Linked DNA regions of Homo sapiens: region 2 is linked to region 1. Evidence: read pairs that join two places in POLR2A ChIA-PET (ENCODE). Cell type or tissue: B cell. All regions are shown on one strand. Links, peaks and the distances in the headings refer to the core of each region. The heading gives the core; the rest is flanking DNA.

Evidence for each region. ChIA-PET counts read pairs that join two places held together with the same protein. Peaks named below come from ENCODE experiments on the same cell type or tissue, not always from the same donor. Only the 100,000 strongest peaks of a DNase experiment are listed, where the experiment ranks them.
Region 2: POLR2A ChIA-PET joins it to region 1 with 5 read pairs; 3 of 35 experiments call an interaction of 5 or more read pairs at or near these places.

What each region holds. Positions count from the first base shown.
Region 1 is chr22:22,620,936-22,626,312 of GRCh38, forward strand. It overlaps IGL. Among named protein-coding and RNA genes, the nearest start is that of GGTLC2, 21 kb to the right of the region's middle. In B cell, for the core only: no CTCF peak of the experiment used is centred there; no DNase peak of the experiment used is centred there.
Region 2 is chr22:22,682,863-22,688,239 of GRCh38, forward strand. It overlaps IGL and IGLV3-25. Among named protein-coding and RNA genes, the nearest start is that of LL22NC03-102D1.18, 26 kb to the right of the region's middle. In B cell, for the core only: CTCF peaks have their summits at 2,257 (motif pointing right), 2,458, 4,925 (motif pointing left) and 5,126; DNase peaks (open chromatin) are centred at 2,329, 3,749, 4,447 and 4,969; H3K4me3 peaks cover 776 bases; H3K27ac peaks cover 1,728 bases.

The DNA of each region.
Region 1 (5,377 bases), core at 106-5,105:
TTGGCTAAGCTATGGTGTCCCGTTGTTTGGTCAAATACTTGTCAATATCTTGCTGGGAGGTTATTTCATAGATGTGATTAACACTGACAGTCAATTGACTTTAAGTAAAACAGATCACCCACCATAATATGGGTGGGCCACCTCCAATCAGTTGAAGGCCTTAAGAACAAAAACTGAGGTTTCCCAGAGAAGCAGGAATTCTGCTTCAAGACTGTAACACACAAACCCTGCCTGAGTTTCTGGCCTGCTGACTGCTCTACAGATTTTAGGTTCCAGACTTCGAGATCAACTCTTACCTGAATTTATAGCCTGCTGGTTTGCCCTACAGATTTTAAACTTGCTAGTCCCCACAATTATGTAAGCCAATTCCTAAATAAATCTCTCTATGTATAACCTATTGGTTTAGCTTCTCTGAAAAGCTTTCACATCCAGTTTCCTGGATGTTAAGAATTACTGAAACTAGCTAGTAACTTACTTTTTTTTTTTTTTTTTTTGAGACAGAGTTTTGGTCTTGTTGCCCAGGCTGGAATGCAATGGCACAATCTCAGCTCACCTCAACCTCCACTTCCTGGGTCCAAGCAATTCTCTTCCCTCAGCCTCCTGAGTAGCTGGGATTACAGGCATATGCCACCATGCTTGGCTAATTTTTGTATTTTTAGTAGAGACACGGCTTCTCCATGTTGGTCAGGCTGGTCTTGAACTCCCAACCTCAGGTGATCCGCCGCCTTGGCCTCACAAAGTGCCTCACATGAGCCACCACGCCTGGCTCCTAGTAAATTCTTCTTTTCCGTGATGTGTCTCTTACCTCTAATAATACTTTTCTTCTTAAAGTCTACTTCATTAAAAATAGTTATGCTGGGCATGGTGGCTCATGGCTGTAATCTCGGCACTTTGTTGGAGGTCGAGGTGGGTGGATCACTGAAGCCCAGGAGTTCAAGACCAGCCTGGGCAACATGGCGAGACCCTGCCTCTACAAAAAATACAAAAATTAGCTGGGTGTGGCTAATATAATTCTAAGTTGGCACACTTGTAGTCCCAGCTACTTGGGATGCTGAGGTGGGAGAATCGCTTGAGCCTAGAAGGGAGAGATTGCTGTAAGCCAAGATCACATCATTGCACTCCAGCCTGGGAGACAGTGAGGCTCTATCTCCAAAAAAAAAAAAAAAAAAAAAAAAAGTTATACAGCTTTCTTGGTTAGTACATGCATGACATATTTTTCATTATTTTCTACCTCTCTGTATCCTTATATAAAAGGCATTAGTTGGGTTTTACTTTATTTTCAATTATTTTAATTTTTATTGTCCTTTTAAATGTAACTAATGATTTATTTACGTTGAAACCCACCACCAATTTGTTTTCCATGCCTATTCTATTTCTTCTTATCTCCTCTCACATCTTGTTTTGGATTTATTATTTTTATTATTTAATTTCCTCCTTCTCTATTAGTTTCATAACTGTGCAGTCTTAGAGTTATTTTAAAAGATGACAGTGGATTATTTTAGAGCTTACAACATGCATCCTTCACTTATCAAAGCCTAACATGAGCTAGTACTTTTTGTTGTGGTTGAGACAGAGAGAGTCTTCCTCTGCTGCCCAGGCTGGAGTGCAGTGGAGCAATCTTGGTTCACTGCAACCTCCACTTCTTGGGTTCAAGCAATTCTCCTGCTTCAGTCACCTGAGTAGCTGGGACCACAGGTGTGCACCACTATGCCCGGCTAATTTTTGTATTCTTTTTTAGTAGAGACAGGGTTTCACCATGTTGGCCAGGCTGGTCTTGAACTCCTGACCTTAAGAGATCTGCTTACCTCGGCGTCCTAAAGTGTTGGGATTACAGGCGTGAGCCACCACGCCCAGCCTATGAGTTAGTACTTCTATCCTCTTCCTAGTCAGTAGAAGAACCTTGGAACAGGAACTAAATTTACCCCCAGTGACTTATATGCTAATATTTTTGTGTATTTTAAACATATGTGTGTGCATAGATGTATCTGTGTGTTTTTTGTGTTTTTATTCTTATTTATGTTGAGAGTGTAGAGCTATGTAAGAGTAAAGAGAATTGTGTAATGAAGCCCCGAGTATCCATTCAATTTCAACAACAATCTTATGGCCAAGCTCATTTCATGTATACTCTTTCCTGCTTCCCTCTACCCCACATTATTTCAGTGCAAATCCCAGATATATAACTGTACCCATACATATTTCAGTATGTTTTATTTATTTTAAACCCCACAAGATATCATTTTCTATACTACTGTAATTTCATACCAATAACATTCATTTAGATTTACCCACACATCTACCTCTTCTGTTACCCTTTATTTTTATTTATAAAAATATCTTTGGGAAAAAATATCCTTCAGCACATGGTCAAGGATCTCCTGAGGGCTATGTCATGGACAAAATATACATATATATTCCATATATATACACACATATACACACACACATATATACACATACACACACACACACACACACACACACACACACACACATATATATTCCACTTTCACTTTTTTGTTTGTTTTTTGAGACCGAGTCTTGCTCTGTGGCCCAGGCTGGAGTGCAGTGGTGGGATCTCAGCTCACTGCAACTTCTACCTCCTGGGTTCAGGTGATTCTCCCGTCTCAGCCTCCTGAGTAGCTGGGATTACAGGTGTTAGCCATCACGTCTGGCTAATTTTTGTTTGTTTGTTTGTTTTTGAGACGGAGTATCACTCTGTTGCCCAGGCTGGAGTGCAGTGGCATGATCTCGGCTCACTGCAACCTCCATCTCCCTGGTTCAAGCAATTCCCCTGCCTCAGCCTTCCAAGGAGCTGGGATTACAGGTGCATGCCACCATGCCTGGATAATTTTTTTGTATTTGTAGTAGAGACCGGGTTTCCCTATGATGGTCAGACTAGTCTTGAACTTCTGACTTCAGGCAATCCGCCCACCTCGGCCTCTCAAAGTGCTGGGATTATAGGCATGAGCCACCGTGACTGGCCTGTTTTTTTTTTTTTTGAGATGGAGTTTTGCTCTGTCACCCTGGCTGGAGTGCAGTGGCAAGATCTTGGCTCACTGCAACCTCCACCTCTCGGGTTCAAGCAATTCTTGTGCCTCAGCCTCCTGAGTAGCTGGGATTACAGGCATCCACCACCACATCTGGCTAATTTGTGTATTTTTGGTAGAGATGGGGTTTCACCATGTTGGCCAGGCTGGTCTCGAACTTCTGACCTCAGGTGATCCACCTGCCTCGGCCTTCCAAAGTGCTGGGATTACAGGGAGGAGCCACCATGCCCAGCCATTTTCACTTTTGAAGGATATTGTTAGTGAGCATAGAATTCTAGGTTGGCAGATATTTTCTTTCCTCAGTTTGAAAACATGATTCCTTGTATCTGATTTCTCCTGCTTTTATTGGGAAGCCAATTCTCAATCTAATTTTGCTCATTTGAAGGCAATGGCTTTTTATGTTGTTGTGTTTTCTGAGATGGAGTCTTACTCTGTCGCCCAGGCTGGAGTGCAGTAGTGCAATCTCAGCTCACTGCAACCTCTGCCTCCTGGGTTCAAGTGATTCTTCTGCCTCAGCCTCCCAAGTAGCTGGGATTACAGGTGTCCACCATCACACCTGGCTAATTGTTGTATTTTTAATAGAGATGAACTTTTGCCATGTTGGTCAGGCTGATCCCAAACTCCTCATTTCAGGTGATCCGCCCGCCTCAGCCTCCCAAATGCTGGGATTACAGGCATGAGCCAGCCCCCAACCCTGGCCTGAAGGCAGTATCTTTTTTCCTCTGGCTGCTTTGAAAAGTTTTGTCTTTGTTTTGAGCAGTTTACACTGATGCATTGAGGTGGCTCTTCATTCCATGACTTGATTCTTTTTTGTCCATTTTAGAAAATTGTCAGCTTTATCTCTTCAAGTATTACGTCTTCCCCATCCTCTCTCTACTCTCCTTATGAGACTCCAATTTCACATGACTTATGCCTTGTTAAAGTATCCCCCATGTCTCTTAATCCATTCCTGTATGTTCTATCTATTTTTCTCTTTGTACTTCAATTTGTATAGTTTGTATCAAACTATCTCCCAATTAGCCGGGCGTGGTGGTGGGTGCCTGTAATCCCAGCTACTTGGGAGGCTGAGGCAGGAGAATTGCTTGAACCCGGGATGTGGAAGTTGTAGTGAGCCGAGATCATGCCACTGCACTCTAGCCTGGGCAACAGAGTGAGACCCTGTCTCAATAAATAAATAAATACATACATACATACATACATACATACATACATACATACATACCAGTTCACTATTTTTTTTATGTTTGTGTCTAGTGTGCTGTTCAAATTGAGTTCCTAATTCCATTTTTTTTGAGACTTTTTTTTTTTGAGTCTCTATCTGTTGCCCAGGCTGGAGTTCAGTGGTGCAATCTCAACTCACTGTAGCCTCCATCTCCCAGGTTCAAGGGATTCTCATGCCTCAGCCTCTCGAGTAACTGGGATTACCACCATGCCTAACTCATTTTTGTATTTTTAGTAGAGATGGGGTTCTGCCATGTTGGCCAGGCTGGTCTTGAACTCCTGGCCTCATGTGATTGGCCTACCTCTGTCTCCCAAAGTGCTGGGATTATAGGCCTAAGCCACCACTCCCAGCCTCCATTTTTTTTTTTTTTTTTTTTTTTGAGACGGAGTCTCGCTCTGTCGCCCAGGCTGGAGTAGAGTGGTGCGATCTCGGCTCACTGCAACCTCCCCCTCCCAGTTCAAGTGATTCTCCTGCCTCAGCCTCCCGAGTAGCTGGGACTACAGGAGCATGCCACCATGCCTGGCTAATTTTTGTAATTTTAGTAGAGATGGGGTTTCACCATATTGGTCAGGCTGGTCTTGAACTTCTGACCTCAGGTGATCCACCCACCTCAGCCTCCCATAGTGCTGGGATTACAGGCATGAGTCACCACACCTAGTGCATCCATTTTTTGTAGCTGCCAGTTTTCTGATGAAATTCTTAATTATTTCTTTATATCCTTGATACACATGTAAAGAATTTATTTTAAAGTACATGGTCTGATGATTTTATATTCTGGAGATCCTATGGGCCTTTTTCAAAGTTGTCTGTGCTTTCTCTTGAGTTTTGTTCCTGCTGTCTTATTTCCTTGTTTGCTTGGTTGTTTTTAATTTGGCAATGGAAGTTGTGTATAAAAATTGTTACAAATAATTTTTTTTTTTTGAGATGGAGTCTCGCTTTGTTGCCCAAGCTGGAGTGCAATGATGTGATCTCGGCTCACTGCAACCTCTGCATCCCAGGGTTCAATTCTCCTACCTCAGCCTCCCAAGTAGCTGGGATTGCAGGCAGGTGCCAGCACGCCTGGCTAATTTTTGTATTTTTAGTAGAGATGGGTTTTCACCATGTTGGT
Region 2 (5,377 bases), core at 278-5,277, 62 kb after region 1:
GTGTGCACATGTGTGTAAATGCATATGCTGTGTGCTGGTGTGTGTCCATGTGTGTAAATGCATATGCCTGTGTGTGAGTGTGTGCATGTATGTAAATGCATATGCTGTGTGTGTGTGTGCATGTGTGTAATGTATATGCCTGTGTGTGTGCATGTGTTTAAATGCATATGCTATGTGTGTGTGCATGTGTGTGTGAGTGTGTGTGCACTTGCATGTGTGTGTGCATGTGTGTAAATGCATATGCTGTGTGACTGTGTGTGCATGTGTGTAATGCATATGCCTGTGTGTGAGTGCATGTGCATGTGTGCACATGTGCATGTTAGTGTTGCCAGGGAGTGCTTCAAGTATCGAATGTCCCAAATTCACAACTTTTCTATTTTCCTCACTTACCTCCTCCCTGACACATGCTTCTCAGTTAAGTGAGTTCATATGCGCAAGGCCTACAAACAGGCAAGGCATGGGCCATAGTCAGTGCTGAGTCAGTGTCATCAAATATTGTTATGCTTATATAGAACCTTGTCCAGGGTGGGCCAAATGTATGCCCCTGTCTTGTCCTGACAGAGCAGCAGAAAGGGAGACTGAGACAAAACAATGGCCAGGGCCCTGGCAACACGGAGACACCTTCCCACTCCTGTGAGCTTCACAGACAACCCTGGGTATGGGATTCCTGTCATTCCTTTAAGATTGTTCAAATAAACAGTGACAATCACTCTCATATGATATATGAGAAGAAGAAGAATTCCATATAAACCAAACCCATGACGCCCACACTGAAGCCTGCCAAGTTCTCTCCAGTCGAGCCCAATGGAGGGAGCATTTTCATGGGGACTTTTGAGAGTATGGAGAAGACCTGAGGAAACCAGGCTCAGCTGTGGGCTCCAGAGGCAAAGCTCTGGGATGTCTCCCCATGGCCTAGACCCTTCGCCTGCCACCTCTTCTCACTCTTTGCACAGATGCTTCCCCCAGGCTAAGCCCCCACAGGACCCTAATCCTAGTCCTGACCCTGAGCTCAGCCCAGGTGATGCTTCAGGAGATGGGACCCTGAGAATAAGCCCTAAAGTCTCCTCAACCTGCAGGCTCTGTAGTCTCTTAAAGACTCAGGTACCTCCAGTAGAGTTGGCCATGAGACATCTGTCCCTCCAACTGCTCAGGAGCAGGCAACAGTGCAGAGAGAAACAGCAGCCCAGGCCAGGCCCTACACTCAAAGCAGCCCCCAATCCCCACAGATCCTCCAGCGCTAACCTGGGGTACAGGCCCCACCTCTGCAGGCTGAGGTGGGCTCCTCAGCATGGCTAGGCCATGACGGGGGATGGCAGTGTGTCCATGGGACACAGCCCTGCTGCCTGCCTGGCCCTCATGCCCCGTCCCTCCCCACCCTGGTTAAGCTCTGCCCCAAAGGGCCCAGGTTCATAACTCAGGACACCTGGATCGGCTCTTGGACTTGCCCCCACTGCTCTCTGTTCTCCTGAGCCACTTAGTTTCTTTTGGCCACAGTGTTACCTGCTGCGAAGTGAGGAGGCTTATACTGAACTGAAGAAGCACTTTTCTTCATTCAAAATTAAAAGATAGAAAAACAATGGAAGTCATGCGAATGGGGGGATGTCATTTAATGGGCTTCAGTGGGCTTCAGACATGGAATTTCTTGTCTTTCCTCTGCAGAGATTCCAAGAAAAGGACTCGAAAAGAGCTTGCTTTCTATATGGTGGGAACAGCAGCTGCCAGCTAAGAATAAGCAGGAGAGTCCCAGTTTCATCAGGAAAACAGACTAGGCTAGTATGGAAATCCTCCCTGCAGAAACTCTGAGAAGTGTGGAATGAAATAAACATAAACATGAAATTAATCTGCCAACGATGGTGATGTTAGCTCACAACTAAGCTGCAGTGCCAGAAACATGCGGTGATTGCAGTGAATCATAGCTGCTCTTACTGGGTGGGAGGTGCACCAGTTTGCTTCCTAAGTGCATAGAAAGCCTGGCACGCACGTCTCTCTGGACTTTGAAAGCTTGGCAGAAGAGCTTCAGTTGACTTACTCTAATTAGTCCTGACGGAACAAAACCACTAGAGTAGGGCATTTCAACCCTGAGACACTTCTGTAGCAATTGTTCCTGCCCCACATCCCTGCACTGCATGTGTGACCTCTCTGTGGTGGGCTGGGCAGGGCAGATTGGGCCACACTGGCACAGAATGGGGCTGGACTCTCTGGTCCTCAACTTCTGAGGTGACAGGTGCTGTGGGGTCACCTGGAAGGAAAAAGCTCCTGGGCTGAGTCTCCTCCACCAGTTGGGGGCAGCAGAGCTGCAGCCAGCAGCAGTGAGGAGAGAGGCTGGGGCTGCCCAGCCGGGGAAAAGAGGAAGGCCTGCCTGAGGTTCAACAGGTGTCCAAGAATCAGTCTTCAGACTGAAAGTGAAGACAGTTCATCCTATCCCCTCAGGCTGCAGTGACCACGCTCTGAGGGTCAGACTCATATAGTGTTACCCCAGGACACTGACAGAAGCCTGGCACAGTGAAGGCCTCACCTGGGAAATGCTGCTGGAAGAGGCTGGGCCCAGGTGTCAGCTTGGGCAGCTTCCTCAGGAAGGGGATTCCCTGGAAGAAGTCCCGAGGTCAAGGTGCTCTAGGAGGGGCACAGTGTGAGGTGACGGGGTTCCCAGGGCCTGGGTTCTTCACCCAGGATGGCTGCCTGAGCCTCCTGCCACTCTCAGGGCCTTGTCCTGCCCTGTCCAGCAGTGTCCTGGGGAGCTGAGCCCTCTGTCGTGGGCACTTCCAGATACACCCTGCCTACCCTCCCTCTGCCTTTCCTTCCAGCTCCAGGCAGACTCTGACTCAAGGGCAGCTCCTGTGCTTAGGGGAGTCTCAGGTGGGTGGCGTGAAGTATTTGGGGCCCTGGTCCCTGCATGGGGCATCACCAGCCTCATTGAGGAGACACTCTCCAGAGGGATGGGGATTCTCACCTGCCTCAGGCCACAGCTCTGACCCCGGACCTGTCCATGCTCAGTGACAGGACAATAACCAGGAACCTGGCTGGAGTAACCAGGGACCACCCATCCTCTGGAGCTCACATGCTGTGCAGAGACCATGACCCTGGGACCCTGGGACCCTGGGACCCTGGGACCCTGGGACCCTGGAACCGTGACAGAATCCATGGGGCCTAAAGTTAGATTCTCAGTCCACTATGGTTTTCTGCTGCTTTTTGCAAGTTTACATAAAACATTGATGAGAAAAACATAAATAAATAACAGACGAGCTGAGGGTGCCAATTGCTTATCTCTTGTGGCAATGAGGGAATGGTATAGAAGGAGCAGCACCATGGCTGAAATGAGACCAGAGGCCCTGTTGACTCCACAGGGGTGTGTGGTTGCTTAAATGACCCAACTATTCCCACTGAATAATCAGCAAGTGTCCCAATGACACAGCACAGCATTTAGATGAAATGAACAAGAGGGGACTGAGTCTGAGGGACCAGGGGGAGGAAGATCATGGGTCCCTGGGCCACCTGCTGCTGAGTCAGGTGTCAGCATGATCTCTCGGCAGGGCCCAGCTCAGCCCCATGGCCAAACTCCTGGAAGGTCCACAGCTCTGCTGAGCCTGGCCCAGGACAGACCCCAGGTCAACGAGGTTTGGGACAGTGGTCATGAAGTCAATTCCCAAGAAGGTGACTGCGATCACAGGGCTTCAAGGCTGCAGCTGATTTTCTAACCAGAGATCCTGCTTCTTCTTCTTCCTCTTGTCGCCTGTGCTGCCCCCACAGCTGGTTTGGGTGACATCTCTCCAGGAGGAGTCCCAGAGGAAGTAAATTTGCATAAACACCAAACACTGACTACCCTAAAAAGCCTGAGAGAGAATAAGAGAGGCCTGGGGAGCCTAGCTGTGCTGTGGGTCCAGGAGGCAGAACTCTGGGTGTCTCACCATGGCCTGGATCCCTCTACTTCTCCCCCTCCTCACTCTCTGCACAGGTGCTGTCCCCAGGCCCTGCTCCAGGCCCTGCTCCAGTCTTATTCCCCACAGATCCCAAGTTGAGCCTGCCCTGAATCCCGAGCAAAGCCCAGACACAGCCTCTGGGTGCGACTCCTGGGAATGGGTCCTTTGTCTTCAAGCCCCCTCTCTTGTTCTTCCTTGCAGGCTCTGAGGCCTCCTATGAGCTGACACAGCCACCCTCGGTGTCAGTGTCCCCAGGACAGACGGCCAGGATCACCTGCTCTGGAGATGCATTGCCAAAGCAATATGCTTATTGGTACCAGCAGAAGCCAGGCCAGGCCCCTGTGCTGGTGATATATAAAGACAGTGAGAGGCCCTCAGGGATCCCTGAGCGATTCTCTGGCTCCAGCTCAGGGACAACAGTCACGTTGACCATCAGTGGAGTCCAGGCAGAAGACGAGGCTGACTATTACTGTCAATCAGCAGACAGCAGTGGTACTTATCCCACAGTGACACAAGCAGACAGGGAAGTGAGACATAAACCCCTCCCCCTCTATTTCATCCTCTTCCTCCTGCCCCAGGAGGACTGTGGACAAAGCCATGAGTAGGCTTGGCCAAATTCACCCAAATCTGAACCCCCAGGCTGCCCTTCCCTCCAGCCCTCCAGGCAGGCACTGCAGAGTAGTCAGTCTGGAGTGGATTTGTGCCTGGCAGGCCAGGCTGTCCTGTGTTTCTTTGCCTGGGGTTTGAGTTGTCGATGGAGGGTCTGACTGGAAAGACAGACACAGGGAGACATCCATGCAGGCATGTCCAAAGGGACATGGGGAACTCTCAGGTCTCAGTTGAATGCAGTCATTGTTGTATCCTCTGGGAAAGCATTCCTCTAGTGCATCTAAGACCTCCAGACCCACAGAGCCTGAGATCAGGAGGAGAGAATGTTAAATTTTTGCTAATGGACCACTGAAGACATTTTTGAGTGGAGCCACTACAATTTACTCCTTGATTCTGGACTCATGGATCCTGACTGTGGGAGAAACAGCACCATCTATTGGGCACTGATGCACAGAACATGCCCTATCCTGGAAGACATTGTCCAGCCCTACACATACTTGCCACTTGCCTGGTGCAGTAATGGTGTCTCCAAGCAGTCATTAAACCATTCATATAAGCCATATGTCTCAGAATGTTTGGGACAAGAGTAAGAATCTTGATTGCCAGAAGAAAAGGCCCATAGCCCTTTATTTGCAGTGAAATGAATTCCTTGGTCAGAACCTCCTGTGGAATACCATCATGATGGGTGCGTCATTCTGTAATCCAGAGACAACAGTTTTGGCAGAAGCATTGCTGTCAATGAAAGCAAATCCTCTGTAGAATAAATGTCAATTCTAGTAAGAAAAAAGAGCTATTCCTGCCATGATGGAAGAGTGCAAACGAAATTAATATTAAGCAGGCCCCTGGCTGTT